Linked DNA regions of Homo sapiens: region 2 is linked to region 1. Evidence: chromatin loops called from intact Hi-C (ENCODE). Cell type or tissue: A673. All regions are shown on one strand. Each heading gives the region's core, and the rest is flanking DNA. Links, peaks and the distances in the headings are about the cores only.

What was found. Peaks named below come from ENCODE experiments on the same cell type or tissue, not always from the same donor. Only the 100,000 strongest peaks of a DNase experiment are listed, where the experiment ranks them.
Region 2: it touches region 1 in a loop (17-fold over the local background); 2 of 110 quality-filtered maps call a loop at or near these places.

The regions. Positions count from the first base shown.
Region 1 is chr15:96,829,711-96,845,862 of GRCh38, forward strand. It overlaps the pseudogene RN7SKP181. Among named protein-coding and RNA genes, the nearest start is that of SPATA8, 54 kb to the left of the region's middle. In A673, for the core only: no CTCF peak of the experiment used is centred there; DNase peaks (open chromatin) are centred at 7,731, 8,061 and 8,591; H3K27ac peaks cover 5,476 bases.
Region 2 is chr15:97,059,463-97,075,614 of GRCh38, forward strand. It overlaps LOC105371004 (a long non-coding RNA gene), which reads right to left. Exons shown (of 5, transcript XR_932683.2): 3 at 14,008-14,116; 4 at 13,038-13,314; 5 at 11,603-11,904. Among named protein-coding and RNA genes, the nearest start is that of LINC02253, 170 kb to the right of the region's middle. In A673, for the core only: CTCF peaks have their summits at 7,394 and 9,564 (motif pointing right); DNase peaks (open chromatin) are centred at 7,789, 8,169, 8,729, 8,869 and 3 weaker places; H3K27ac peaks cover 6,787 bases.

The DNA.
Region 1 (16,152 bases), core at 3,878-11,877:
TAATATTTTTGCTTTACCATCATGAGGAAGAAAATAATTCCAACCTCTCTTGGGTATTTGTACTGTAATAACTTTACTGGTTGTCTGGCCCTTACTTGAGCTGTTGCTTTACAACACAGGACTTGTTGTTTTTTTTTTCTTGTAAACTCTTCCATGCATTTGAAAGCAGCCAACCCACCATGTAATTCTTGTGGTCATTATTACTATAATAACAGTAAGCACATCAGCTACTTGGTCTTCCAAAGCACTTGCTTCAAAAGGTGCTTCACTCTATGCAAACAAAGATGATAATTTAATTCATCCCACTGTCACTGCATGACAGGGATCAGCAGTATCCTATTTTTCACTGGCTGTGCTCATGTGCAAAGACATAACCAAATCAATCCTAGAATATCTCCTTTGAGTGTCTTATTCATGGTACCAAGTACTGTTTTTTCCAGGGTCTTACAGGAAAAGAGAAACCAAACCAAATATTTGAATAGAGCTTATTGAAATTGGCTGTACAGGTTTTGTAGTAGGAGGAGGCAAAAAGAAAAGAAAAAGAGAAGAAAAGAACACCGAAGAAACCAAGATAACGAACGGAGCCATCAATCACTTCTAGGGCTGAGTGAACAAAGAGAAGTGTTGAACTTCAAGAACAAGGAGCTTGGACGAGGAGCCCCACTGAGCATGACTAGTTGGTGCTGATACCTTGGAGAAGGTTTGATAACACTGGTTCTGAGAATGCCTGAAGAAGCTGGAGGCTGGAAATAACTGCTGCCAGGAAGCTCAACTGGTACTACAATGGTAGCTGTCAGAAGTCCCTTCTGTCGTCTCTCTCATTCCAATTTTCCTGTAGTGCCTCATATTGACAGAATCCATCAAAAAGCCAGCTAAGAAAGGAATCTTGGAAAGGCAGTTCACAGCGTCTCAATGCCAACATTACAGGGCAAAATATAGAAGGAGCTAAGAGATCATACATGAATAATTGGCACATGTGGACATTTCTTATTTTCTCATATTGGTGGTATGGCTCATTTATGAAGTTAATACTGGACATTGTGGGGAGGCTGTGTAAGAAGTGTTAAAGGGGATCAGGGATACATTCACTTCTCTTTTCCTTTGCTAGTTCTGTGGTCTTAAGCAAAGTAGCCTCAAACATCAGTTTCCTCTTTTATAAAATGAGGAAAATAATACTCATTACCTTGCATGCATGATATAATGATTACATAACATACATGTGTGTAAAGTGCTTAGTATCATGATTGATACATGGAAAGAATTCTCTTATTTGGGTTATTAATTGAGAAAACTCCTTACAATTTTCTTTTCTTTTCTTTTCTTTTCTTTGAGACTGAGTCTTGCTCAGTCGCCCAGGCTGGAGTGCAATGGCGTGATCTCGGCTCACTTCAATCTCCACCTCCTGGGTTCAAGTGATTCTCCTGTTTCAGCCTCCAGAGTAGCTGGGATTACAGGTGCCTACCACCACACCCAGCTAATTTTTTGTATTTTAGTAGAGACGGGGTTTCACCATGTTGCCCAGGCTGGTCTTGATCTCCTGAGCTCAGGTAATACACCTGCATCGGCCTCCCAAAGTGCTAGGATTGCAGGCGTGAATCACCGCACCTGTCCACAATTTTCTTGTTATTGGTACCCTTTCATGTTGGTAAAATGTATTTTATTTTCTCTTATCAAATAATTTTCAATGCAATGAGACGTCAACTTTAAGCCCAAAGTAGACCAGTAGTAAAACTAAGGCTGAAACCATTGATTGATTATTACCATATATTGTCCTAAAATATTCGGCTTTTAAAACATTTGGTTTCATTTTTCATGATAAAAATATGTAGCATTTTTGCACTTTTAATTCACTTTGTAGAGTTCTCAATCATTTCTAACACATGCTTGGCAATGACAAGCCATTTGTGAAAGAGTTTTGCTGGCTTTAAAATATATGCAAATGTAATATATTACAATCGTTACACAAGAAACTAGCCCAGTAAAGCTGGTGTTTTTTAAATCCCCCTGTGCATAGCAATCCCTCTTATAAAGAGGCCTAAATACACTTGTGAATTGCCTTCCAAGTATTTGCTTAAACTAACACATAATTGTGAAACTTAATAATTTTCATGTGTGAAGGCCCTGTTAGGCATCTGAGATGGAAAACCTTCACAGGACTCACTCAATTCCAAGCTGACTCTGCCTCATGCTTATCTTCCCCAAAGTTGTGGATCAATAACATTTTCTTCTCTCTCTAGAAGAGCGTCAAGAAAAGACGGTAGGCCTGAATCTGGAGTTTGGGTTGTGGTTGGCAAGGCAGTGGCTAAATAGTGCTAAGATGTAAAAAGCATTCATTGGTCATCTAACATACCCTCTGAACTACACTATCATTTAGCTAAAGAGGAAATTAAGAGTTTATTCTGGAAATCTAGGAGTTGAGCAAGCTAACATATCTGCAGCCAGAAAAAGCTAGTTCTCAGGTGACATAAATACATTTCTAATGTCTTTAAATTGTGACAAAAATTAGTCAGGCATGGTGGTGCACTCCTGTAGTCCCAGCTACTCTGGAGGCTGAAGCAGGAGGACACTTGAGTCTGGGAGGCAGAGGTTTCAGTGAACCGAAATTGTGCCACTGCACTCCAGCACTCCAGCCTGGGTGACAGAAGAGGGAAACTCCATCTGAAAAAATAAAATAAAATAAAATAAAATAAAATAAAATAAAATAAAATAAAGAATTCACTTAGACATATTCAGTGATCAGGAAATTAACACTTTTTGGCAGGTAGTATGAGACAGGTTACCCCAGGTCCTTGGAGGTCTGATTCTCACCTTGCTAAGGAATTCAGGACAGAGAGCTTTACAGATATCTCTGAGTTTACCCACTTGACTCAAAAAAAATCCAAAATCTTTTTTAATCAACTTTCCTGGGGCAAAGTGGTGGGAGTTTTAAGGCAGTTTGATGTATTATCTTCTCAACCAAAACCTGTACTGTTTCAAGGTTACAAATTCTGGTCGCATACATTATTATTTACATTTCCATACCCATATTTTGGATGAGTGCTAATATCATTTTCTCAAATAATCTAATTTTATCCACTATTGCAGAAGAGGAAGGAAGAGGAGAAGGACTGTGTGAAACATGATCTCCTGCTTAACACTATATATTTACATGAACATACATCCATGTATAAAAATCCATGCATGGATTAAGAAGTCATAGCATTTGCACTCCCCAAATCATTACATTGAATAATCCAGAGCTGTATTACATGCCAAGGAGTTTACCTGTCTTACTTTTTGTTTGTTTGCATGTGTAATCATTTTCTGCATTGAAATGAGCTGATCTCCAATTGGCCCGTGACTCTATTGTCTATTAACGTGGTGAAATGTTGTCATTTGTGTTTATCCCTGTAGTCAGCAAACCAGCCTGTCTGCCATCATATAGAAGAGACGTTCTAATGAGTCACCAGTTTCCTCATCAAAATGGCAGCTTGTGGAGACGTTTCTCAGAGAAGCAACCTCAGCTCATCTCACCTTTCTCTTGATTTTTGACACTTTCAACTACTTTCCCAATACTGTTAAAAGGAAACTACATCTATAATTGGAGGAAGAGGTGAAAAGAGATTAAAACAGGAACTGCGTTCAAGAAATGGGGTTTCTGCCTATATAGCACTCATTAGTTCCTTTCCTTAGTTCCATTTTTCCGTAACATGGAATAATTTAGAATAAGGAAATCATGCATTAGGAGACAGAAAGGTTATCTCTCAAATCCTTACAATGCCATTTGCCTTTACCAAATGCAAAGTTTACTGATTTTTGAGCTTCCTGTCTACATTTGGGTACGCTCACATTTCTCCTTTAGCTGTGCCTCCGTCATTCTTTTAAGACAGCTCCTTTGTGGCCTTCTCTCTTGGAGTTAAGCCTTAATGATTTGTTCCGACTTTTCATCTCTGCCATGAAAAATTCCCACCCTCAGCCTGCAGCAGGCCTGACTCCTTTCTAGTGTCATCTGTGTACGGGGCAGATTGTAGGCCCTTCTTGTTTTTTTATCTGGTAGAATAATTCAGATGTCTTTAAAGCAAATGCACCAATAAGGCTTGCTTTTGTCAAGAAATAGCCAGAAACCCACAAAGGTCTATTATTCTTTCTTACCTACTTGAAGGGAAAAATCAGTCTACTATTCCATGAACCCCACCAGACCCACCCCTGCATCAAGGCTTTTTGTGTTTGCTGTCCTCAATACCTGGACTTTTCCTTCCCTTGATAACTAAATTACAAGCTAACCAATGCATGCCCCATCCTTCTTATCTTAAAGCAATTTTATCCCTCCGAGAAACTCAAAATTTACTTATTTACTGCATTTATCATCTGTCTGCCTCCATTGGATTAAAAGTTTAGGTTCCTCCTTGCCGCCATTTTGGTTTTGTTTTCTGCTGTATCCCCAAGTTCCTGGAGCAGTGTCGGACACAACACAGCATTTTTCCGTAGGGGTGTGAAATGGGGGGAGTAGTTGATCCTTTCCCTTTAGCCTGTATTCCTCTTCAGCTCCATCCTTACCATCTTGTCCTGTCTTCCTCATAGCTACCTCAGGTAGCTCAGAAAGTATTATACATTCCCAATTTACTCCAGACCCTGTGGAGAGGTGTCGGTAGCTTTCTAGAACTGCCTCTGTTAACGATCAATGATGTCTTGCATAAATGTCTGTTGAACGCCTGTTTTACCAAAATGCTGTGGAGCCCTGAGGTGGAAGGGCAGATACACACCCACAAGCATAAGTCTCTTCTTTCAAGGAATCTAGAAACAGAGAGACAGGCACTGCGAATGGACTAGGGCCCCAACATGGTCATTGTTCCCCCCACCGCCCACATTAAATATGGTACATGGAAATGGAACATTCAAGTCAAAAAGCTCTTGAGCACATTCAGCCTAAAGTTCTAATTCATAATTAATCAGAATGCCGATTTATCGTAACATTACAGATTAAAAGTATTGTTAATGCATCACTTTTAAAATTTCATTTATTTCTGCCTTTTTTTTTGATATGGAGTCTTGCTCTATTGCCCAGGCTGGAATGCAGTGGTGCGATCTCGGCTCACTGCAAGTTCTGCCTCCCGGGTTCATGCCATTCTCCTGCCTCAGCCTCCTGAGTAGCTGGGACCACAGGCACCCGCCACCACGCCCGGCTAATTGTTTTGTATTTTTTTAGTAGAGACGGGGTTTCACCATGTTAGCCAGGATGGCCTTGATCTCCTGACCTCGTGATCTGCCTGCCTCGGCCTCCCAAAGTGTTGGGATTACAGGCGTGAGCCACCGCGCCTGGCCTATTTTTGCCTTTTATTTTAAAACATTTGTTTCTTGGGTATAGCATTTTCTCAGGACGTTTCCCAGCTTTCCATTCTCTTCAGACTGTGCATTTTACCCTGTTAGGATTTTCCCTTAAGTCAATTCCTAGGCTTTATGTCACATAATTAGATAAATCAATTAAAACCACATACTTCTTGTTATTTTGCTAGTTCAACTTATGGTATTGCATGCAAAATATGTTGTTATGAGAAAGTGTTAATAATTTTTCTTGCATTATATGTGTTTTCTAACGTGCTATATTTTCTAAACATAGGCATGGACTCATTGTTCTCTATTAAGCATTATAATTATTTCTGTATTAAATTTAATATATTTTTCTTACATTTACTTTTGAGTTGTGTCCATCACATTTACATTTGCAGTTTACATAATTGTAATAGAGTTCAACCAAATAAAGATTTAGATTTGCATTACTTTTAGGTATTCTTAGTTTAAAGCATGCATGGTTTTCTAAACTATCTTTTTCCTACCTCAGCTAGTTTCCTGCCTTGACCAAATAGAGTACATTATGCGGCCAGTCATCAAAATTGAATGACCTTTTCCTTTGGAAAACTGTCTGAGAAAATATGTACACATATATTTCGGGCAAGTTATTAAACCTGACAGTAAAAACAAAATATTATTTCTAAACAAATACCTTAGCCTGCTGCCATCTATATGACACTCCAAGACACACCTATTTGTAAGACTCTATTTTCTATGCTTCAAATTACTCTGAAATTACAGTCTACACAACTGATTATCAGATAGAAATATTGAAACAGAGATAAAGTATTTTTCATACTCCTCCAAACCTGATGAACCAAGAGATTTTTCCTCTGCTCTTAAGTCTATCATTTCTCTCAGATTAAACAGCTAAATTGAGCCACCTGTGAAGAAAACAATGTGATTTATTTCCAGTAAAGGTAATTCCCATTCTGATAAGCTCAGCCTAAAAGCAGAAGCCTCTTAAGCCACTTTCTTCAGCTAAGCAATTTCTGATTGGCTTTCTATTTTCAGAATTGCACCTCACCTCTGAGTCTTGGGGATCACAGTGGATTTTCAGGGTCTATTTGGATGTTGCACATTTTTACTTGCTGTTAAATTTCAATTAAACGGGCATTGTTCCTTTCTACTAGAAATTTTCTATCAATGCCATGATAGCTGCCTAGTAGATGGCATCCATGCTCTATCCATGGTGCGCCGTAGAAAAATACAGTAGACTAATAGACTCAAAAGCTGAAGAAGTTAAAAATATAGGCTCTCTAAACCATGAAAAACAGGTTAACATTTCTTCTATTTTCAGACACATGCAATTCAGAGGGAGTTTTGATAAAGGTTATTTTATAAAATCAAATTATTTGTAAAAGATAATGATTTAGAGATAATTTATTAAACTTATTAAAATTGAGTCATCAAAACCTTTTTGATAAGCATTTTTAATTTAACTAAAGGCTGTATTTAAATTATTGAAGATCGCTTCTGTGCTTGAATGCACTTTGGCTGATTGTAATTTGGGCTGGTTCTTTCAGATGAATCATAATATGCTCTTTATTATTTTGTGGTATGTAGAATGGTTTAACAGTATTTAAACTGAAATAGTGGCAATATAGTTTTTTATAATCAACTATGTGTACGTGTGCACATCTACATATATGCATATGATTAGAATGATAATATTTCTACCATATTCTAGAAAGATGAGATCATAAAAAAATGTGGTGAGGAATGTACTTCACTGAGACAAGTTTTGTGACAATTTGGTTATATTTTACTGGCTAGAATGAATTTTGGTCCCCTGATTTCAACTCTGTTATTATTAATTTTTTTCTTATTCTATCAATATTAAATCAAAATTATATTACTTATCCTCAGATTTCAGGATGCATAAAAGTGTATAGTAGGAGGGTTAATGTCTCGTAACCCTCAAAGTAGCACTGGTAGGTGGGCATTAAGCATCTTTATTTCACATTATTTAAGGAACTAACACAAAACATTTCTAAAAGTTTCATGAATGTAAATATTCAGTTTAATATTTTAAATAAGTGTCCAAAAACAGAAGAATGTTTAATAAATTATGCTTTAATGAGGGACTTATGTAGCTTTTAAAAATGATGCTTGCAAAGAGTTTTCTGCAACATAAGTCAATGCTGTTTCATTAAAAAAGAAATATACCAAATACATGTCAAGAATTGCCTCAGTCATGCCAAAACATGTGCTTAAGAAACAATGGGATCTCAGCCAGGTGTGGTGGCTCATGCCTATAATCCTAGCACTTTGAGAGGCTGAGGTTGGGGGATTGCCTGAGCTCAGAGTTCGAGACCAGCCTGGGCAACACGGTGAAACCCCGTCTCTACTAAAATACAAAAGAAATTAATCGGGCGTGGCGGCATGTGCCTGTAGTCCCAGCTACTCAGGGGGGCGCTGAGGCAGGAGAATTGCTTAAACCTGGGAGGCGGAGGTTGCAGTGAGCTGAGATTGTGCCACTGCACTCCAGCCTGGGTGACAGAACGAGACTCCGTCTCTACAAAAAAAAGGAAGGAAGGAAGGAAGGAAGGAAGGAAGGAAGGAAGGAAGGAAGGAAGGAAGGAAGGAAGCTCATGTAATTGTTAATTGTGGTAACCTCTAGACAGTTTCCGATTTTTTTTTTAGCTTTACTTGTGTTTTCTAAATTTTCTCCATAATTATCCATCACTTTTATTGTTGAATAAAATCTGTGAAAATATAACTTTTATTGTCTTTTCTATAAGGAACCACTGAGCTTACAGAGATTTTGTAGTATTCAGATACCTGGGGATGGTGATGAGGGACGGGACTAGAATACTGCAGTACAAGATTATTCTTAGATCCCTTATGGCCATATCAACCTATTCCGTGACGTTTTCTAGCTGGCAGTTCATCAGCATATTGATTTTAAAGTTTTATTGACTCTTGCTAGGCAAGCTGTAAGCTCTTTCTGTAAGCCATCAGTCCCTCTGCTCTTCACTCTTTGGCTTTGATTGAGCTATTGAATGTTCCTTATGTGAGGCCAGGTCACATCGGTGAGATCTCTAGCCTCTGAAGAATTCAAATGTCCAGCTATCTGCAATGTCTTAAACTTTGCAAATCCCCATACTTTTATGTAGATGTAAATTCTGCAGGCACTAACTTTTCTGAAATTGAGTCCTGCTCCTCACTCCATAACTTGGCTCATACTCTTCCCATTTGCAAAGCCCTCTCCATCTGTTCACTAAGCAGACATTTCTTGGAGCTTCAATCATGAGTCAGGCCCTGGGCTCCCAGCTGAGGTTGCAAAGATGATAAAGCCAGTCTCATGAGGAAAATGACACAATCATGATACTGGCTGAATGGAAAAAGTGGGAAAAAAGTATTATGGGAATTAGAAGTGAGGGTAATTAATCTCTCCAAAAATGTTGAACAAGGACCAATATAGTGGTAGGGAAGATTTATAATTAGCCCTGAAAGATGAATAAGTGGGAAAGAAAGAAAGGCCTCCAATCAGAGGAAACCATGTACAAAGAGCAGGAGGTGAAAGAGGGTAGGCCATGTAGCATAAAAAGTACAGCACTGGAAATCCCCAGAGTATATGGCACCAGTTATTTTGTGAAATATATATTTGGTCTTCATCCCATTTGCTGCCATGCAACTCCTAAAATCCTTGGAATCGCCAAAGTACTGTCTTGTTGTATGCTAATGTTGACTGAGAGCTTCAGGGCGGGGCTTGTCAAGGGAAAGACAGAGGCATGGTTGGAGGATTGGAGCTTTCAGCCCAACCTGCCCTCAGTGTCCTTGGTGGGGAGAGGGGCTAAAGGTCAAGTTCATCACTGAGAGCCATTAAACCAATGGTTTAAGCAATCATGCTTATGTAATCGGGCCTCCATAAAAACCCAAGAGGACAGGATTCAGAGAACTTCTGGATATCTGAACATGTGGAGGTTCCTGGATGGTGGCATACCCAAGGAGGACATGGAAGCTCAGGACCTTGCCCTATGCATCTCTTAATCTGTGTCCTTTGTAATATCCTTTGTATTAAACCAGTAAGCATAAGTAAATGTTTCCCTGAGTTCTGTGAGCTGCTCCAGCAAACTAAGTTAGGGTCATGGGAACCATAACTTTAAGCTGATCAGTCAGAAGTTCTTGAGGTCTGGACTTGTGACTGGTGTCTGAAGTCAGGGACAGTCTTGGGGACTGAGTCCTCAATGTGTGGGATCTGATGCTATCTCCAGGTGGATAACGTGGGAAGTGAACTGGAGGATGCCTAGTTCATGTCCCCTGCAGAATTGACTGCTTGCCTGCTGGTGGGAAGGAATCTCCAGATATTTTGGGGTCACGGAAGTCTTCTGTGTTGACTGTTGTTGTGTTGGTATGAAAGATTTTCCAAGGTCGTGCCTGTGAAGGAGCAGAGCTCAGGGTGAAAAGGTAGGTGAGCACTCAAGCTGGAGGGCTCTGAATGTCTGCTCAGATCTCGATGTGGCGCATGTATGCGGGAGCTGGGGATTCTGAGAGCATCAATTCAACAGAGGCTGTAAAAGTGTCCACACACATGAAAAGGTGCTCCCACATCACTGATCATTCAGGAAATGCAAATCAAAATCACAATGAGATATCACCTCACTTCCATTAAGATGGTTACTACTAAAAAAAATCCCCAAACAAAAAACATACGTGTCAGTGAGGATGTGGAGAAATTGGAACCCTCATGTACTATTGTTGTTAATGTAAAATGATGAAGTTGCTACAGAAAACAGTATGGCAGTTTCTAAAAAATTACCCATAGATTTAACATATGATCCAGCAATTCCACTTCTGAGTATATACACAAAAGAAATGAAAGCAGTGACTTGAGAGATATTTGTATGCCAATATTCAGAGCAGTATTAATCACAGTAGCCAAAATGTGGAAGTCACTCAAGTGTCCATGGATAGGTGAATGAATAGACAAAATGTGATATATACATGCAATAGAGTATTATGCAGACTTAAAAAACAAAAAAATCTTGACACATGCTACAACATGGATAGACCTTAAGAATATTATGCTAAGTGAAATAAGCCAGAAACAAAAAGGTAAATACTGTATGATTACACTTACTTGAGGTACATAGAATAGTCAAATTCATAGAGACAGAAAGTAGAACGGTGGTTTCCTGGGGTGGGGGAAGGGAGAAATGAGAAATTAGTGTTTAATGGATGCAGACTTTCAGTTACTCAAGATGAAAAAAGGTTCTGGAGATGAATGGTAGCGATGGTAGCATGATAATGGAAATGCACTCAACATTACTAAATGGTATGCTTAGAAATGCTTATGATAGTAAATTATATGTTATATGCATTTTACCACAGTTTAAAAAAGTATCTTCATGTTTAAGTAAATATGGCTATATTATATAATAAATGCCAACTTAGCTTGAGTTTTTAACGTAAAACTTGAGAATATAAAGAAATTTTACGAGGCATCACTCCCTGTGTCCGCAAAGCCTGTGGAGTCTCTCATTTAATCCTGTCCAGTATTAGCTTTTATTAGTGGACAGTTTTGAGAAACCCTATTAGGGGACTTGGACTTTATCCCATGTCAATTTTGTACCAATGATAGGTTTTAAGTTTTTAGCAGGGAAATGACATTATCAGACTTATGTTTTGAAATGTGATGGGAGGAGAACTAATGGGAAGAAAATGTTGCTGGAAACCAGGCAGGTATGGAGCAAAGCCCCATAAGTGAAAATGCAGGTAAACCTTGTTTTATTATGCTTCACAGACATTGCATTTTTATTTTATGACTTTATTTTTTTACAAATTGAAGGTTTGTGGTAACCCTGCTCAAAGCAAGTCTATCAGCACCATTTTTCCCACAGCATATGCTCACTTCACGCCTCTGTGACACAAATATTTCAAACTTTATTATTATTATATCTGTTATAGCACTGTGATCAGTGATCTTTGATGTGACTTTGTAATTGTTTTGGAGCACCATAAGCCATGCCCATATAAGACAGCACACTTAATTAATAAACGTGTAGGTTCTTATTGCTACACTGAACATTCTCTGTCTCTCTTTTTCTCCTTGGATCTCCCGATATCCTGCAATGCAACATATTGAAGTTAGGCCAATTAATAACCTACAATGGCCCCTAAGCGTTCGGGTGGAAGGAAGAGTTCAATGTCTCTCACTTTAAGTCAAAATCTAGAAATAATTAAGCTTAGTGAAAAAGATATGTTCAAAGCTGAGATAGCTTGTAAGCGTGATGGGCTGAAAGCTGGCCTCTTGCATCAAATAGCCAAGTTGTGAATGCAAATAGAAAGTTTTTGAAGGAAATTTAAAGTGCCACTGGTGAACATATGAATGTTAAGAAAACAAGATAGCCTTGTTAATAATGTGAAGAAAGTTATTGTGGTCTGGATAGGAGATCAAACCAGCCACAAAATTCTCTTAAGACAAAGCCTAATCCAGAGCAGGGCACTAATTGTCATTAATTCTGTAATGGCTGAGAGAGGTGAGGAAACCACAAAGGAAAAGTCTGAAGCTTGGAGGGGTTGGTTAATGAGGTTTAAGAAAAGAAGCTGCCTCCATACCACAAAAGTGCAAGGTGAAGCATCAAGTGCTCACGTAGAAGCTGCAGCAAGATATTCAGAAGATCTAGCTGAGATCATGGATGAAGATGGCTTCACTAAACAACAGATTTCCAATATAGACAAAACAGCCTTCTGTTGGAAGAAGACGCCATCTAGGACTTTTATAGTTAGAGAGGATAAGTCAATGCCGGCTTTAAAACTTTAAGGGACAGGCTGACTCTCTTGAAAAGGGCTAATGAAGCTGGTGACTTTAAGTTGAAATCAGTGTGTATTTACCATTCAGAAGATACTGGGGCCCTTAAAAGTTATGCTAAATCTACTTTACTTATGCTTTATAAATGGAACAATAAAGGCTAGATGACAGTATATCAGTTTATAGCATGATTTACTGAATATTTTAAGCCCACTGTTGAGACCTACTGCTCAGAAAAAAAAAAAAGGTTCTTTCAAAATATTACTGCTCATTGGATGTGAGGGCAATCTGGCTGCAACATCTCTCACCCCATTGATTGCCAAGGTTGATTCTGTGATCTGGCTGGCTAGACGGGTGTTGCCTTCCTCCCTTACCACTCTGTGTGTGTCCTTCCTGAAGCTGTACATTCGGATGAAGAGGACGACCATCCCCAATAGAGGAAGACCAGTCTTCAGTCATGGATATAAGATTAGCTGCACTCCCCTGCTAGAACTTCCAAACAGGTTTTCAAAATATTACTACTCATTGACAATGCACCTGGTCACCCAAGAGCTCTGATGGAGATGTAGAAGAAGATTAATGTTGTTGCCATGCCTGCTAACACATCTATTCTGTAGCCCATGGATTAAGCAGTGATAGTGACTTTCAAGTCTCATTATTTAAATACGTACATTTTGTAAGGCTATTACTATCATAAACAGTGATTCCTCTGATGCATCTGGGCAAAGTAAACTGAAAACCTTCTGGAAAGGATTCACCATTCTATATGCCATTAGGAGCATTCATGATTCATGGGAAGAGCTGAAAATATCCACATTAACAGGGGTTTGAAAGAAACTTATTCCTACTCTTATGGATGACTTTGAGGGGTTTAAGTTATCTGTGGAGGAAGTAACTGTAGATGTGGTAGAAATAGTAAAAGAACTAGACTTAGAAGTGGAGGCTGAAGATGGGACTGAATTGTTGAGTGCATAAGAAGTTGCTTCTGGCTGGGCACAGTGGTTCATGCCTGTAATCCAAGCACTTTGGGAGGCCGAGACGGGTGGATCACCTGAGGTCAGGAGTTCAAGACCAGCCTGACCAACATGGAGAAACCCTGTCTCCACTAAAAATACAAAATTAGCCGGGTGTGGTGGTGCATGCCTGTAATCCCAGCTACGCAGGAGGCTGAGGCAGGAGAAGTGCTTGATCCTGGGAGGCGGAGTTTGCAGTGAGCAGAGATCGCATGATTACACTCCAGCCTGGGCAACAAGAGCAAGACTCTGTCTCAAAACAAACAAACAAACAAACAAACAAACTTTGCTTCTAATGGATGAGCAAAGAACGTGGTTTCCTGAGATGGAATCTACTCCTGATGAAGATGCTGTGAGCATTGTTCAAATGACAACCAAGAATTTAGGATATTACATAAACATAATTGATTAAGCAGTGTGTGGTTTGTGAGAATTGACTCCAATTTTGAAAGAAGTTCTACTATGAAGTAACAAGCTATCCAACAGCATCATATGCTACAGAGAAATATTTTTATGATGAGGTAAACTTCATTGTTATCTTTTTTTTTTTTAAGATATGGCCACAGCCACTCTAACCTTCATCAATAACAACACTGATCTGTCAGCAGCCACAACCATCAAGGCAAGGTTATTACAATTGGGCTATTATAATATTCCAGGTAAGAGATGATGATTTCTGGAAAAAAAGATTATGACTGGGAAAAAGATTACCACCTCCTGAAGCCTCAGATGATGATTAGCATTTTTTAAGCAAAAAGGTACTTTTAGTTAATTTATTTTTATTTTTAATTTTTTTTGGGGGGGACAGAGTCTCGGTTCAGTGCAGCCTCTGCCTCCCAGGTTCAAGCAATTCTCCTGCCTCAGCCTCCCCCAAGTAGCTGGGACCACAGGCATGTGCCACCACTTCTGGCTAATTTTTTATTTTTAGTGGAGAAGGGGTTTCATCATATTGGCCAGGCTGGTCTCAAACTCCTGACCTCAAGTGATCTGCCTGCCTTGGCCTCCCAAAATGCTGGGATTACAGGTGTGAGCCACTGTAACCAGCATTAATTAATTTTTAAATTAATTTAATCTAATGTTCTTCTTTTTAGACACACTGCCATTGCACACGTAAGTATACACTTAAGTATGTATATATTTATAGTATATACAAAACTTTTGTGTGTACTGGGAAACCAAAAAATTTCTGTGACTTGCTGTTCCAATATCTGCTTGATTGTGGTGGCCTGGAACTGAATCTGCAGTCTCTCTGGTGTCTTGTGTATCTCATGTGCTTCAGGAACAGCACGTAGGCCACAGCAGTGGATGTGCAGAGATGTGGATAAGGCAGGGAGAAAATCAAGTTGGAGAAGGAGTCTGGAGCCAGCAAATAGAGGGAGTTGAAGGTCCACGTCAAGGATTTTAGATTTTATTCTATGTATATTGGAAGGCATTTGAGGTGGTGGGGAGGGGAGAAACTCCTGACTTTTTACCAGAAACCCGACGCTCGTCATCGCCATCTTCACTTTCTGATGCTCTTATATTCAGTCACAATTCTGGTTTATGTGACTCATTCAATATCGCTCACATTTGTGTATTTCCAGCAACCATCATCTCTTGCCTCAGATATTATAATAGCCCAATTATAATAACCGTCTCATTCACTGTTCATTCTGCAGCAAAACCTGATTGTGTTTAAAACCTCTCAATGGCTCTCCACTGCTGAAGTTGACCAGACTCAAGCTGGCATTCTTGCTGGGTCCTATCACCCTGACCACCTCACTGTCCCTTCAGTTTCTTCTGTCCCCTCTCTCTTTCTGTGCTTCATCCTATTGACCTTTTTTTCTATTATTCAAAGAAGAAATAGTCCTTCTTGTCTCTAGGCCCTTTTCCTTTTGCCTCTTCTTCCTACAATTTTGCTGTAATGCATCTCCCAAATATCAGCTTAAATGTCTCTTTCTCAGGAAAATGTCCTGGACTCTCCAGAAAGACCCAGATCCCTCTCCAATACGCTGATAGCACTTTGCACTGCTTCTTCATGAAATTCACCAGAATTGTAATTCATGGATAATTGCTTTCTTATTTGTTTAATGCCTGTCTTCCCTGTAGCACTCTAAGCTTCCCAAGTGCCGGGAATATCCATCTTTAGCCTTGTATTCTCGTTGCCTGCTCCAGAGCCCGATACACAGCAGGCCTTTGATACATACTTACTATATATTTACTGAATGACTACATCGCTCAGTGAATGCACTGTTGGAATCTGATAGCACTTCTGGTGCTGGCACATGGTGGCAGTCGATTTCATGTCCTCTTTCATTTGATCGAAATTTCAGTTTACCAAGGGAAAGAAGCTCTTTTATTCCCCACCACATCTGGCACCATTGAGTAGGCATGGAGCTTGGACTTGATCCCTTGGAAGAGTCACATCACCTAATTAGACCAATCCTGGCTAGAAGTAGAATTGGGTTACTATTGAAAGCACAATGAATGAATGAGGGCCCATCGATTATCCATTTTAGAATCCCCTTTGGCATTCAATACTCCTTGTCCCTCAGTCTCAAAACTTTACCTCTCCTCAGATTTTTCTATCTGACCAGTAATTCTCTATCTACATCTTAAATACAGGCATTCTCCAGAAGCTTCTCCTCAGATCCCTCTGTTCCCCTCCCCTCAGGCTATGAAACACTAGCTCTAAATAGGTGTGTGGCCCCCACGTTTGTGTGGCAAGTTCCAGCGTGTCTGCTGAGGTCCAGAATGTTTGTGCTGGATGTCCCGTGTGGTGTGAAGTTTCATATAGCCACTAGCTTCTCCTCATGGCACCACAGCAAAAAATATAAAACAGAACTTAGGAACAACAGCTTAGGGGACTCTTTGACTTGTCCTTATCCTTCTTTGCCTGTGTTCTCTAACTTCTCTCACATCTGCCTCCGTCTTGCCCGTTCCTGGTACCACCTAAAGATAAGTTCTTTACTTTTTATTTTTTTATTTTTTTTTTATTTTTATGTTTTATTTCCATAGGTTTTTGGAGAACAGGTGGTGTTTCATTACATGAGTAAGTTCTTCAGTGGTGATTTC
Region 2 (16,152 bases), core at 4,378-12,377, 230 kb after region 1:
CTCAAGATTCACTTTGGCTTCTTACAGCTGTATGTTAGTACCTTTTTATATGCAATTTTACTTCATTTAGTCTTTAAGGTTGTGCCTGAGGTTAGTTTAAAAGGTTAGTTAAATGTTAATGGATGTTAATGCTGCAATTAAATTGTTAAATCAATTGAAAACTGTGGCTCCATCTCTATCTGCGTCAGTGCCGGCCTGAGCTGCATTGGCGTATAAATTAAAAGCTGTAAATCTAGTGAAGTCTAATTAGAGACCAAATTTCTCATTTATCTTATTTTCACAGGACTGTAAGCACTGATAGATAATCAACGAAGGGCTAAAACTTTTTAACATTAAAAAACTATTTTATCTATTTCAGGATTCAGGTGACTGATTATAATTCAGATCCAATTACTGTAAAAGGTCATATGTGAAATGAAGTTCTTTCAGACACTCTAAGTTTTATTTTACAAGTTTGCATACAGCCCACTACCATCCTCATCCCCAAAAGCAAATATAAATACATTATTCAAGACTGACTTTAATGGTGTCTTCGAGTAACCTTGGTGCTAAACTGTGTGTTTAATAGACTACAGCATTAACTGGAAGGAGTAAAGATGGATTTCAATGCTTTGTGGGAGATTCTTCAGGAAGCAAAATTAAGCCTTCATGGGTGTCTAAGGTGACAATTGTTCATTGTTGTTTCAAATTGGCTGTTGCCATCTTGCTTTGCCCAATGTCTAAGAAGAACACATGCATATAAAGCCTTCAAATGAAAGGATTTGTCAAGCTTAATCCTCTTCAGTTCGCTGTTGTAGAACTACTCTGTTGAAATTACTCTCCTGTGGCTCAAGCTTGGTTTCACTATATTTAATCAAACTACTTTAAAAAATATTCATTTTTCCTGTTCTACAAATTATGACACAATGATGTGATCCAACCACAGCTTTTGAAATACAAATGCTTACATGAATTAATGCTGACATGAATTTGCACCTTACGAGCAAAATAAAAAATTGTCTTGCTAAACGGTAGGGAGACTCATACGTTCTGTCTGGTTTGCAAAGCTGTTACTTTGTTGTTGTTATTACTGTAAAGATCTTATGAAAGTGATGTTTTCTGTGAATGCTAATTTCTTTAATAAAATATTACAATAGGAGAACAAGTTATAAATGAGAATTCGACAAAAAGGCCTCGTTCCTGTAATGAAGACATAACCCATGCCCTTCTTGGTATTGTGAGTCAAGTTTCAGCATTGATTACACCACAGAAGAACATCACAAAGTGAATTGCTGAGCAGATTGAATGTTCTGAACTTTTTGCTTTTTTAATTTTGTCATGAATTCAGATCTCCTAAAACTCTTGATCACAGACTCTGTAGGGAAAATGGCATGTTAGGTTGCTTGTCCCCTGAAGCAAATGAGAAAGATGTTCTATTTTTTTTTGCGCCCTTAAAGGAGCCCTGATTTCCTGACAGTGTGTTTGATTCTTTTTTGCAAGCATTCCAAGCTCAAGAACTAACTCAGTGTACCCAGCTTAACAAAAATCAGTCTGTATTCATGAATTTCTGGGCCTTTCAAGTGCAGTGGGCTGCAAGATCTTAACCAGGGACATTACACTTACATTGAAATAGTGCAGATGGTTTTCCACTTAAGTACCTGGCAGGGAACGTGGAGCCTATCCCTCTCTTTCTGTTTCCTTAGTTGAGTAGCAAAACCAATAGCAAAAGACACTATTTTGGCTTTATTTTGGGCTATCACTCTACTTGTAGAAAGACCCTGGGGAATTCCTGAGTAGAAAAACTAGGATGAGATCACAGAGTTCCCTGGTCACCGATCTTCTGGGAATAAGAGTTTTCATATTCAACTGTTGACAAGCAACTATCCGCAGTGACTAGACAGACACCTAAGGCTTTCTGCTTTAACAATCTCTGAGAGTGCTCTGAGGCTGAAACTTAAATTCTGCTGTTAAAAATAGGTTCTTTTGAATTACAAATTTCTTTCCCTACACAAATACAAACATCTTTTAAATTCAACAAGCTACTCTCACTCATAGTGTGTCAACATGAAGCTGCCTCAGATCTTGTTGAAGGTCTGGTGGAGGGCATGGGTGAGGGTGATTTTCTTGGAGGGTGGAGGGGTGGGGTCTGGGCAAGGATCACTCCCCCATTGGAGGAGGCAGGACAGAGCAGCACTTCAAAGCCTCAGCTCAGAAGGCAACAAGCAACTAAACTTAAACCTGTCTCCTCCACGTATGTTCTTTGGTGTCGGCAAGTCTCTCAACCTTCCTTAACTGGCATTTTCTCCTCTTTTTCTTATCCATCCATATTCTCATGACTTTATATCATATTTGATTGCAGGAAACCAGTAAGTTTTTTTTTTTTTAAGTTTTGATCTGACCCATGATCCCCAAACTCCTATATCCAAAAGTTCTATCCACATCTCTCCTTAGACTCATTCCTTCATTTATTTTTTTCATTCGTTGTTAAATATCCACAATCTGCCATCCACTGTACCGGGCATTAGAGGCTTTATAGTGAACAACACAAAATACTTGTCCTTGTAGTATGCACATTCTAATGGGGGACATAAAAAACAAACAAACAAATAGAAATCTAACGTAATTTCAAAAAGGGATATATTCTAAGAAAAAATTGAAGTGAAACTAGAAAGAGAAAGTGACTGAGCATGGCATTTGGGTTAATGTGTCAGGAAGCAGAGATCTGAATTAAGCAGGAGGAAGCCCGCTATCTAATGGGTATCACAAATGGAGCATGTTGAGAAGGGCACTTGTGATTCACTGGCTCCCCAACTTTCTCCTCCCTCCACACCTAAACCACCTCCTCTTCTGGTTTTCTCATCTCAGTCAATGACAGTACTCTTTGCATGTAGGTTGAGGCCTCGAAATCTAGGAATCTGTGTTGATTCTTCTTTCACCATTACCCACTCCCCTTGAAAACCGTTCACTGGCATCTGCACTTTAATACAGTCCCTGAGAAGTAGGCTAACATTAAGACACCATCTGAGTGAGGAGTAACTGATGCTTGGTGGAGTTATGTGACTTGCCCAGGGTTATACAACTAGTCAACCATGACCCAAGGCTCACTTGGAGTCAGACCTTCTGACAACCTTTTTTTGTTTGTTTGTTTTGTTTTGTTTTATTTTTTAACCACTCTGACTCTGAAGGAGACCAGCAAAACAGATAAGAAAGAGCAGTCAGTTTCCTGTATGGGCATATTTTGTTTTATTGCACTTTGTTTTATTGTACTTCATAGATATTGCATGCTTTACATATTGAAAGTTTGTGGCAAATGTGCATGGAACAAGTCTATTGACACCATTTTTCCAATATCATGTGCTCGCTTAATGTCTCTGTGTCAGATTTTGGTAATTATAATATTTAAATTTTTTCTTTATTATTATATATGTTATGATGATCTGCAGTTAGTGAGTTTTACTGCTACTGTTGCAGCTGTTTTGCAGCACCACCAACTGCACCCATAGAAGGCAGCAAACTTAATAAATGTGTGTGTTCTGAGTGTTCCAGCAATAGACTGTTTTCCTGTCTGTCTCCCACTTCTTGGGTCTCTCTGTTCTCTCAGACACAACAAGATAGAAATGAGGACAGTTAATAACCCTACAATGGCTCTAAGTGTTCAAGTGAAGAGTCACAGACCTTTTAAATAAAACACTAGAAATGAATAAGATTAGTGAAGAAGTCATGTTGAAAGCCAAAATAGGCTGAAAGCTAGGCCTTTTGTGCCAGTTAGCCACATTGTGAATGTGAAGAAAACGGTCCCGAAGAAAATTAAAAGTGCTACTCTGGTGAACACAAAAATGAAAACAAGTGAAAAAGACTTATTGCTGATATGGAGAAAGTTTCAGTGGCATAGATAGAAGATTAAACTAGTCAGAACATTCCCTTATGCCAAAGCCTAATTCAGAGAAAGACTCTATCTCTCTTTAATTTTATGAAGGCTGGAGAGAGGTAAGAAGGCTGTAGAAGAAAAGTTTGCAGATAGCAGAGCTTGGTTCATGAGGTTTAAGGAAACAAGCCATCTCCATAACATAAAAGTGCAAGGCGAAGCAGCAAGTGCTGATGTAGACACTTAAGTAAGTTATCTAGAAGATCTAGCTAAGACTACTGATCTGGGACTTCATTAGCTACAGAAGAGAAGTCAATTCCTGGCTTCAAAGCTTCAAAAGACAGGCTGACTCTCATGTGAGGAGCGAATGCAGCTAGTGACTTTAAGTTGAAACCGATGCTCATTTACCATGCAGAAAATGCTAGAGCCATGAATAATTATGCTAAGACTACTCTGCCTATGCCCTCTAAATGAAAAAAACAAGGACTGGGTGACAGTAAATCTGTTTATAGCATGGTTTATTGAATATTTTAAGTCCACTGTTAAGACCTAGTCTTCAGAAAAAAAAAAAAATTCCTTTCAAAATTTTCCTGCTCATTGACAATGTACCTGGTCACCTTAGAGCTTTGATGAAGATATACTTGGAGATTAATGTTGTTGTCATGCCTGCTAGTCTAACATTCATTCTACATCCCATGGATCGAGCAGTAATTTCAACTTTCAATTCATATTATTTAAAAAATACCTTCTGTAAGCCTACAGCTGCCACAGATAGTGATTCCTTTGATGGATCTGGGCAAAGTAAATGGAAAATCTTCTGGAAAAGGATTCATCATTGTAGATGCCAATAAGAACATTTGTGATTCATGAGAGGAAGTCAAAATGTCAACATTAACAGGAGTTTGGAAGAAGTTGATTTCAACACTCATGGATGACTTTGAAGGGTTAAAGACTTTAGTGGAGGAAGTAACTGAAGATGTGGTGGAAATAGCAAGAGAGTGGGAATTAGATGTGAAGATGTGAAGGCTGAAGATGTGACAGATTTGCTGCATTCTCATTCTAAAACTTGAATGGATGAGGAGTTGCTTCTTATGGGTGAGCAAAGAAAGTGGTTTCTGGAGATGGAATGTTCTCCTGGTGAAGACGTTGTGAACATTGTTGAAACGACAACCAGTGATTTAGAATATTATATAAATTTAGTTGATATGGCAGTGGCAGGCTTTGAGCGGTTGGCTCTGGTTTTGAAAGAAGTTCTACTGTGGGTAAAATGCTATTAAACAGTATCACATACTGCAGAGAAATCTCTCATGAACAGAAGAGTCAATCAGTGGGGCAATTTTAATTGTTGTCTTAAGGAATTACCACAGCCATATTACCTTCAGCAACCACTACCCTGATAATCGATAGCCATCAACATCAAAGGAAACCCTCTTCTAGCAAAAAGATTATAATTTGCCAAAGGCTCAGATGATCATTAGTATGTTTTAGCAATAAAGTATTTTTAATTAAGGTATGTACTTTTTTATAGACATAATGCTATCACATACTTAATAGACCTACAGTGTTTAAAAAAAGTTTAAATATAACTTTTATATGCACTGGGAAACCAACAGTCATGTGACTTGCTTTATTGTGATATTAGCTTTATTAGAGAACCAAACCTGCAACATCTCCAAGGGATGCTGTATTTGTTCCACCACCAAAAAGTTCCCATGACTCAGTAACTTTCTCTTACCTTTCCTGACAATTTTTACCCAAAGTTGGGCTTTATTTTCCATTTGCAATTACTAAGCAAGTCTGTATTCTGCCACATGCTTTCCCCTATGTTACTTTTCAAGTACTCCCTCATCATTCCATGTCCCTGTTAACATAGCCACATAACAAGTCTCTAAATGATAAAGAACAAGTCTTCCTACATATATAGTGTTGGTGTTCAATAAATGTTTTCTACTGTTAAATATAGATTTTATCCTTTGCTGATGTCATAAACAAGGACTCATGAAAAAATTAAATCATGGTAAAGCAAAATGAGCAACTGAATAACCATGAATATTTTACAAATTGGGAAGTGAAAGGGATCATTGAAAAGCTGAAGGATGGGTAGGTTCTGGTTGATGATGATGAGAAAAAAGGATAATTAAATAAATAGGTCTCAAAGATGACCACAGATATATCATTTGTGGGTCAGACTGACATGGCAAGGGCAAAGGGTTCTTATTGTGGGTGTGTTTATGTACCAACTATTTATCAAGTGCTTACCATATGTCATATACTCTACTGGCATATTCAATGGTGACTGAAGTAAACATGGTCTTCTTCTTATGCAGTTGACAGGCTCGCAAAAGATAGAGAAGTTAACAAACAGCACTGGTGTAGCAGGGGAAGTAAAATATGATGGGAGTTTCCACAGGGAACATCTCACTACTTCTGGAGAATACAGGATCAAGAGGCTCTTGGAAGGAAATTCTATTTGATCATTTTATTTGAAGAATAATGAATGGAAGATCAAGTCTTGAAAATCTAGGTAAACTAGACTGGGTGATGCTAGAAAAACGTGATGACTGAAAGAGGAGAGGAGGAAGAAAATAAGTGGAGACGGACGAGGAGGAGGAAGAGAATGGGGGGAGAAGTTTATTTGGGGGTGAAATGAAGACATTACTTGAGAATATACAACAGGAACCCAAAATAGGGAGTGTCTTTGGTGGACATTTGTAAAAACGAAATGGTCTCACGTAGGAAGCTCATGTCTGGCCATAGATGTGAGAACCTGTGTCCAACTTTATGCTCCTGATGATCCAACTAACCAGCCTTTCTTCTGTAAAACTTCCTACCAGTTTCTGCTGTACCACTGTCCCCTCTTCATTCTCCTCCTATTTCTTTCTTTCTTTATTTTTTTAACTATCATTTGTCACTTGTTCCATCTTCTCCTACCCTTTCAAAAAACTACAGCATTTCCTCAAAATGTGCCTTTGGTCCTGTACTCCTTCATCAAATTCATCTAAACTCTTGTTATTTGCCATCATTTTTGTGCAAATTAAGCTTCTCAAAATGTATTCTGGTTGGGGATGGGGAGGAGAGGCTGACCTATGTACTTTGGAAATGAGCAGAGTCCATGAAACTAAAGTGAAAAGAAAGTGTACATAAGCCCTGTGCTTCAGTGAGAAGGCGGTTTCACTGAGGTGTCGACTAACAATTCTAATACCACGAAAAATGTCTGCTGATGTTGGGCAATTAAGTAAATGAATAGCAATGGTGACAGCCAGATTTCTCCTGTTAGAGTGGGACTTTACAGATAAGCAAGGAGAGGAAGCTAGGATGACCCACGTGATCATGAATTAGAATTGGACACATCAGTATAAAGTCATGTTTACTTAATATAGACACAGATGGTTACATATAAAATATTTATAGATCTGTATGTGTACTTGGGTTAGTATACACACACATATTTCCTTGCTCTGTTATCTAGGAGGACTTAGAAGCAAGGCCATTCCAGTGGCAATGGCCACATCTAGTGCCCAGATAAAAAGGAACCAGGGATCCTCAGAGAAAGGACTGATTCTAAGCCCAGGGCAAGAAATATGCAAGATGATCCTGAAGCATCTTGCAGTGGCAGAAGGTAAGAAAGTGCTAAGAAACAAAACTGAGCAACTAAAGAAACAAACCAGCTCTACACACAATGATGAACGTTAACATCAATATGATCAGTCATATTGATAATATATACCCTTGATGTGATGAGAATGACATTTTACCTTTGTGGTCTTCCTTCCAAAGACACATAATCCCAGTCTAACCATGAGAAAAACTTCAGACAAATCCCAAAAGACTGACTTTCTACAAAATTCCTAACCAGTCCTCCTTAATTAGTCAATGTCATAAAAAAACAGTGAAAGTCTAAGAATCTCTAACAGTCAAAATGAGCCTAAGGGGACATGACAACTGATCGTAATGCAGTATCCTGCATGAGATCCTGGAACAGAAAAAGGACATTAAGTAAGAACTAAGGAAATCTGAATGAATTATGGACTTTAGTGAATAAGAACATATAATTATTGGCTCATCAATTTAAAAAAATGTACCATAGTTATGCAAGATGTTAATAATAGAACTGGGTGCAGGGTATATGGAAACCTTTCATAGTATCTTCACAATTTTCTGCAAATCTAAAACAATTTTTTAAAGTTTATTTTAAAATTTAAGTTTCCCATTCCAACTTCTTCCATGAGCACAGACCCACATTTTAAGTGCCTGCTGGACTGCTCCAGTGGAATGCTGGGTGGGTGTCTCAAATCAAGTACTTCAAAATTCAAACTCATCTTTTTGAGCATAACATTAAGTAGGCATCACGATTCCTTCTTTCCTTCCTTCCTTCCTTCCTTCCTCCCTCCCTCCCTCCCACTCACCCTTCCTCCCTCCCTCCCTCCCTGCCTTCTTTCTTTTTTTTTTTCTTTGACGGAGTCTCGCTCTGTCACCCAGGCTGGAGTGCAGTGGAGCGATCTCGGCTCACTGTAACCTCCACCTCCCGGGTTCAAGCGATTCTCCTGCCTCAGCCTCCCGAGTAGCTGGGACTACAGGCGTGCCACAACGCCCAGCTAATTTTTTGTACTTTAGTAGAGATGGGGTTGTTAGCTAGGATGGTCTCAAACTCCTGACCTCAGGTGATCTGCCCACCTCAGCCTCCCAAAGTGCTGGGATTACAGGCGTGAGCTACCACGCCTGGCGACGTCATGCTTTCTTGACCTTTGCTGTAGGCACCACACCATTGTTTTACGAGTCAATCAGTGTGGAAACTTGGCAATCATTGTTCAGTCCTTCCTTTAAGCCCATCAACATCAGAAATATGTATTCTATTTCAATAGTCACTTTTGGATTTATCCCCTCTTTTTGATTATCACAGTCCCCATTGGTATTCAAATACCCATAGATTTTTTTAAGTTATTTTTAAGGACTTCAAAAATGCTCCTTCTGTTACTTCCCCCAATATATCTCATTGTCTAATTAGTGCTACTAAACCATAATTCCTATCATGCATTCTTCTAAATAATAGAAAGTAGCTGCTCACTGCATGACATAGTCAGTTAAAATGTCTTAGCTTGGCATTTAAGGCCCGTTGTGATATTATGATATATCCTTCTCTCTCTTTTTCTTTTTCTTTTCTTTCTTTCTTTCTCTTTCTTTTTCTTTCTTTTTTCTTTCTTTTTCTTTCTTTTTTTCTTTCTCTTCTTTCTCTCTTTTTCTTTCTTCTTTCTCTCTCTTTTCCCTTCCTTCCTTCCTTCCTCTCTTTTCTTTTCTTTTTCCCCTCCCTTTTCTTCCCTTTTCTTTTCTTTTCTTTGTCTCGCTCTGTTGCCCAGGTTGGAGTACAATGGCGAGATCTCAGCTCACTGCAACCTCCGCCTCCCAGTTTCAAGCGATTCTCGTGCCTCAGCTTCTCGAGTAACTGGGATTATAGCGGCATGCTACCATGCCTGACTAATTTTTGTATTTTTATTAGAGACAGGGTTTCACCATGTTGTCCAGGCTGGTCTCGAACTCCTCCTGACCTCAGGTGATCTGCCCACCTTGGCCTTCCAAAGTTCTGGAATTACAGGAGTGAACCACCACGCCCAGCCCATCTTTCTTTTCTTATCTGTTTCCCTATTTCTCTACACAAGCATCTCAGGCTCACTCTTGCCACATTACACCAGGTGTCAGTGTCTCATGGACTATCGTACCTCCCCAGAGACTGTAAAAGTCCATCTGTGTGCCTCCTATCTGTCATGTATGTGTCATGCATTCTTGCTGCAGCATGAATAGGTAAACTCACCCTTTCTCTATTTCTGGCAAACCTCCTCATTGATTTTATACTCATACTTCTTCACTTATATTATCCTCTCCTCCTAATTCTGGCTTTCAAAATTTAACTCATCCTTTACCATCTACCTTGGAGATACAAGCAGTTTAGTAGAGTGGCTAAAAACATGGATGTTGGGTTAAGACTGCCCTAGGTTTAAACTCTGGTATTGCATTTTAACATTAGCAAACCTATTTTCTTTTTTCTTTTTTCTTTTTTTTTTTGAGACAGTGTCCTGTTCTGTCACCCAGGCTGGAGTGCAATGCTGCAATCTCGGCTCACTGCAACCTCCAACTCCCAGGTTCAAGCGATACTCTTGCCTCAGCCTCCCGAGTAGCTGGGATTACAGGCGACCACCACCACGCCTAGCTATTTTTTTTGTATTTTTAGTAGAGATGGGGTTTCGCCATGTTGGCCAGGCTGGTCTCAAACTCCTGACTTTAGGTGATCTGTCCGCCTCAGCGTCCCGAAGTGCTGGGATTACAGGCATGAGCCACCATGCCTGGCTAGCAAACCCATTTTCTAAGTTTCTAATTTCTCACTGGTGAAATGGGGATTTGGTTGGAATTATGTGAAACAAAATATTCATTGTAAGTTCTAAGAACATAACAAGTCTTTAAATTTTACTGTAAAATTTTTGTTCATAGGTTGTCTTTTTAGGAAATATGGCCTATGGTCTCCTCCCCTACCCTGCCCCATCAGTTGATTCTCCATGATCTTTTTGTTTGTGTCTTCTGCATACAACTTTTCAATTTCCCTTTGCACCATGGTCATTTTATCCTTGTACGACACTGAGCAATAACCCAACCTCTCTTATGTCTTTGTTTCCTTCTCTGCACAATGAGGATAATGATAGTGACTCTGTCAAAGGATTCCTTAAAGATTAAATGAGTTCATGTGTATGGAGCACTTAGAATGGCCTGTAATTAGTGCTAAATAAGTGTTTTCAGTTATTATATCATTATTATCATTTCATCTGCCAAGACAGCAGGCATTGAGACTTATTTATCTTTATATTTCCTGCAGTGACCAGAAAAAGACATGCTATGAATATAGTAAGTGTTCAATGAAGGCAAAGTGGAACGGAATCTGATGTAGCCTTTGTGAATGGACATAGTGCTTTTTGTCTCTGGGGAGGAAAATACAGATCAATAGAACCAATGACTGAGACCATGGACAATTACTGTGCAGAGAATGTGAGGAAGAATACACACTGAAGAAGGAGTGATGCAGAAAGAAGAGAATAAGGATAAAGTTACCAGGACCAAAAGTGCTGAGAATGAGTTGCATTAAATAATGCAGTTGTAATTGGTGCCTGATGAATAAATGAACAACACTAATGTAACTTCATGCATACTCATAGAAACATTCCCCCACAGAATAGGTTGTCAGATAACATTATGCAATATATATATGTATATATATGTGTATATGTATATATATGTATGTGTATAGATACATATATATGTATGTGTATATATGTGTGTGTGTATATACATATATGTGTATATATATGTATATATGTGTATATATGTGTATGTATGTGTGTGTATATATATATATTTAGATGGAGTCTCGCTCTCTCGCTCAGGCTGGAGTGCAGTGGTGCGATCTTGGCTCACTGCAAGCCCCGCCTCCCAGGTTCACGCCATTCTCCTGCCTCAGCCTCCTGAGTAGCTGAGACTACAGGCGCTGGCCACCACGCCTAATTTTTTTTGTATTTTTAGTAGAGACGGGGTTTCACCATGTTAGGCAGGATGGTCTCAAACTCCTGACCTTGTGATCTGCCCGCCTCAGCTGCCCAAAGTGCTGGGATTACAGGCGTGAGCCACCACGCCTGGCCAATATTATGCAATACATTAATGTGGAACATGGCAACGTTAGGGAAAGTCTCCCAAATTATAAGCCGAAGTAAAGTCTTCACATGAAGTATGACTTGATTTTATTTAATCATTTGGTTATTTTCATTTAACTTGGGTGATTAAATAACTCATATTTGAAGTACTGGTGTAAGCAATGCTGATGTGTTGTAGAAACCCTGCACAGTACCTGCATCCTTCCAAAAGTAAACATAAAATTAAATAGCTTGTCATCTATTAGTGATCATCTTTCTGTTGGGTAATACATGCTGTAATGGACAATCCAGAAGTGTTCTAATGGATCTTGAATTTTATTTCTTCTTGTTTTTATTATCTTCTATCTGTGACATTTGAACCAGGATAATAGCCTAAAACATAATTGCAATAGACCTTGTAAATTAGAAATGTGACACACATATTTCCATTTTTGGAAAAAGAATGAAAGTGTGTTTGAGTGGCTTTTTGTTTTATCTTTCAACAAGTTAGAATCTAGAAATCTGTATACCCTCCTGTATTTGTCATGTCTGGTAAGTCATTGGCATGTTCCAAATTCAGAGGAAGAACCTACATTTTCTCAAACCATTTAAGAAGAGGCAAGGTTATTATCTGAAAAATCCAAGCCAGATATGGAACCAGCTTCAGACTGCCCCGAAAGAGGTGACGTGAAGAGCCCCATTACTTTCATGGGCTTGACCTGATCCCTCATAAAACTTTCCTCTGTGATTTCTCAGTATAATATGAATCCTGTAGGCACCCTGAAAGGGAAATGAAACTCTTCCAGCTTGTATTTAAACTTGACCCCAAAGCATATATGTTTCCTGTTCTCATAAACCCAATGCCACCATAGTATTCATGACTCAAGATCAGGGCAGTGACAAAGCGTGATTTGTTACTGGTGATGACATCATTGTCATCACCGACAGCATCATGGACCGTCTTAGCATCTCCTTTGCAGGGGAGCACACCAGCCACTCCAGGGAACAGGTAGACATATGGGCCCTGTTAGTAGTTTGCCAAGGTCCTATGAGAGGCAGAATCTAAAATGATTTGGTTTTCCCGGAGCTGCTTTTGTGAGGTAGTGCCTTGAACAACCAGATAACAGGGCTATTAAAAGTCAGGTCATACTTGTAGGGCATCATGTTTCTCATTCAGCAGTTCTACCCCTGGACATGAGAGAGGTCTATGGGTTGGGTTTTGGATTTTGAGTTTATCTATAATACCTAATACCTAACTTCTTTTTTTTCTTTCCTCCCCCACTGGTTCTGTACAAAGTAAGTATAGAAGAAAAAGGGGTGGGCAGGTCTTGGAGAATTGCAGCAGCCGAAGGTAGCTCACTGCATTCTAGGGTCTCACCATTAGCTTCTGCCCCCACTGCCCCATTTCCAGAATACGGGGTTCCAGGTGAGGACATTGGGTGCTGGGCAGAAGACATTAGCCCCAAGAGGCAACATCACTTCATTTTAAAAGTTAGTCCGTCCACCTTCCCAGCAAGGGTGCTTACCACGGGCTCCCTCAGAGAAGATTTTGAAGTGAGGTGGTTAGCAATTTCCCTTTCTTCCTTCGTTCCTGGTGCATCCCATCGCCACCCCCACTCCCACTCCATCTCCTTGTGGCAGCCTGGGCCAAGTTTGTTGCTTGCAGCAGAAAGACTCAAACGTTTTCGTGATCCAACTGTTTTCAAACAGTCTCGGTTCCTGTGAGCCTTACCAGCTGTGACTAATAGCCAAGAGAAGGGAGAAAGAAGCTTCTCGGGCCTGCAGGCTTCAGACAGGCAGGCTCTGGGGGAAACAAGAGAAAGCCATTAACTAACCACGGTGTTATCTTGATTCTCTCAGAGAAAGGAGCCAGGGACGCCTAATGAACTAGCCTTAACGTTTCAAACTGAATGTGCCTCTGGGAGCTCTGCTAGAACAAACAGTGTGACAGATCAATGCTTGGTTCCTATATCAAGAGAAAAGGTTATTCGCTCCTCTAAGGAATTAGAGGATTAGTATATCTCTATGATATACTTTCTCTCCTTTTAAAATGTAACTTTTCTTAGCATGTGAAGGTATGAGTAGTGCAAAGTGGATGGGAGGGCGTGCCTATGTGTGGAAGCGTTTAAACATACTGGTTTTAAAGTTCATTACTACAGGAGGTACTGCTGTAAGATATAATAGCTTTTCTTTTTTTACACTTTCAATTTTTTTTTTGTTGTCCTTGCTCCATGCCAGGTAGACATTTCAAATAAAATCATACAGCCTTCAATTCCTGAGCCCCAGACTGAGACAGGGGTCAAGGTGCAGGCCTGCAAAGCTCACCTTTGCAGTTCAAAAATTCCCCTTGTGGCTACTAGCTGGAGATTTTCAAAAGGTGACCAGGTTTTCTAGCCTAATCCTCCAAACTGTTCATTTTCTGGGAAGCTTAACTGCATCAGTTATCATTTTGAAGAATTTCTTGATATGAAGCGATGTAAAATATAAAATTCTTACCTTGTCAGTCAGTAATGGCTGAGATTGGAGTGTGCTTTGTAAGTGTCCCTTGTGAGGGTGACTGTGGGGAATACCAATTGTATTCTTGTAGCAAACTGGTCTTAGGTTCCTAAATTTAAAAAGAAAGAAGAAAAAAAAAAAAAAAAAAGAAAGGAAAGAGAAAGTAGTTTGAATCAATGCCCCAGTTCAGGAAGCCTGATTTCAGGTCAGATTCACACATGAATTCTGCTTATCTTTTTTTAAAGTTAATTTTATTTTTAATTGACCAATAATAACTTTCATTTGAGGCCAGGTGCAATGGCTTAAGCCTGTAATCCTGGCACTTTGGGAGGCTGAGGCAGGTGGATCACCTGAGGTCAGGAGTTCAAGACGAGCCTGACCAATATGGTGAAACCCTCTCTCTACTAAAAATACAAAAATTAGCCAGGCACGGTGGTGCATGCCTATAATCCTAGTTACTTGGGAGGCTGAGGCAGGAGAATTACTTGAACCCAGGAAGCAGAGGTTGCAGTGAGCCGAGATTGCACCATTGCACTCCAGCCTGGGCAATAGAGTGGGACTCCATCTCAAAAAAACAAAAAACAAACCTTACATTTTAATTAGGTTGTAGAGACTTTGGGGGGTAATAATTTTTAGGGAGCAGGGTATCTTCTAATTGTAGTACTTTGGCAATTTGTCTTCAGTAAACAAATGTGAGAGCAGGTTCTTTCTCTTCCCTTTACCTCATTCTCTCTTAGATTCCCAAGTGCACTTTTAGAATCACAACCTAAGCTGAGTTCTCCAAATGTGAGAGGCAGTTACCTATGAGTACATACAGCAGCCCTCTTTCCTGCCTCTTATCCATTGACATACCCACCTATGTTGCAAAGCTAATTTCCGGAGAGTAGTATAATCTGCAGTCAATATTTCTGCGAAAGCTTACTACTTCAAAGCCTTAAAAAGTGCATACTTTGGTCCAGCAAGTACCATTCCAATAATTTTTCTGAGAAAATAATCAAGGATACATGCAGAACTTCACCTACAGGAATATTCATTGCAATAGTAATAATGTGAGAATATGCACTTCCAAACTGATTGTCGTATCCCTACCCATATTAGGAAATCATTGTCCTAAAAAGTTTCTTTTTCTTTTACTTAATACTATGTGTTTGCTAAAAAAAACCCAAAAAAACAGTTCTTTGTATAAAATTAAAAAGCGGGAAATTTAGGTAAATCTCACATGAATTATTATAGTGCATTAGACTGCTCAGTCTGCCATAACGAAATACTACAAATTGGGTGGTTTAATAACAAATGTATTTCTCATGGTTCTGGAGGATGGAAAGCCCATGACATAACATTCCATGGATATAATGTAACTCATATTTATGGATGTAATATTACAAAACATATTGCAAAATCTGAGCTGGCAAGGTAGGTTTCATTCTGATGTCTCTTCTCTGGACTTGTAGGTGGCCGCCATCTTTCTGTATGCTAAGATGATGTTTTTATGCATGCTGGATTGGGGGAGAGGGAGAAAGAGAGAAAGGGAGTGTGCTCTCTGGAACTCTCCGGTGTGTCTTCTAATAAGGGCACTAATTCTATTGGATCAGGGCCCCACTCTTATGACCTCATTTAACCTTACTTCCTTAGAGGCCCAATCTCCAAATATTGATACATTGGGGGTTAGGGTTTCAATATATAAGTCTTGCGGGGACACAAACATTCAATCCATAATATAGAGTTTTCTAGTTAGTGGAAGTTTGTACTCATAAAATATTCTTTACATAAAAATTTCAAAGACATTTCACTGAGTATCACATAAGATTGCATAGTTAGGCCATAGAAACTTTACACCAGTAGCCTGAAGAAAGTTCTTCTGTTGCTTCCACACACCATCAGTATGCCAGGGCTTTACCCTTAAATGGCTGAGCCACCAGAAACAAGGCCCATTGCCTTTCTGTATCTTCATTTCTCCATCTTTAAAGAGAGGGGATTAAACCAGATGTGTTCTTACATTTCTTTAAGCTCTAATTTTCATGCTTCTGTGACTATTTTTTGTAGTTGAATGTTCTCACACCCATGATACCACTGTCGGAAATGACAATGTTATAAATAACATATTTTACAAAATTTATAGTTATAAAAATTGCATACAAAATAATT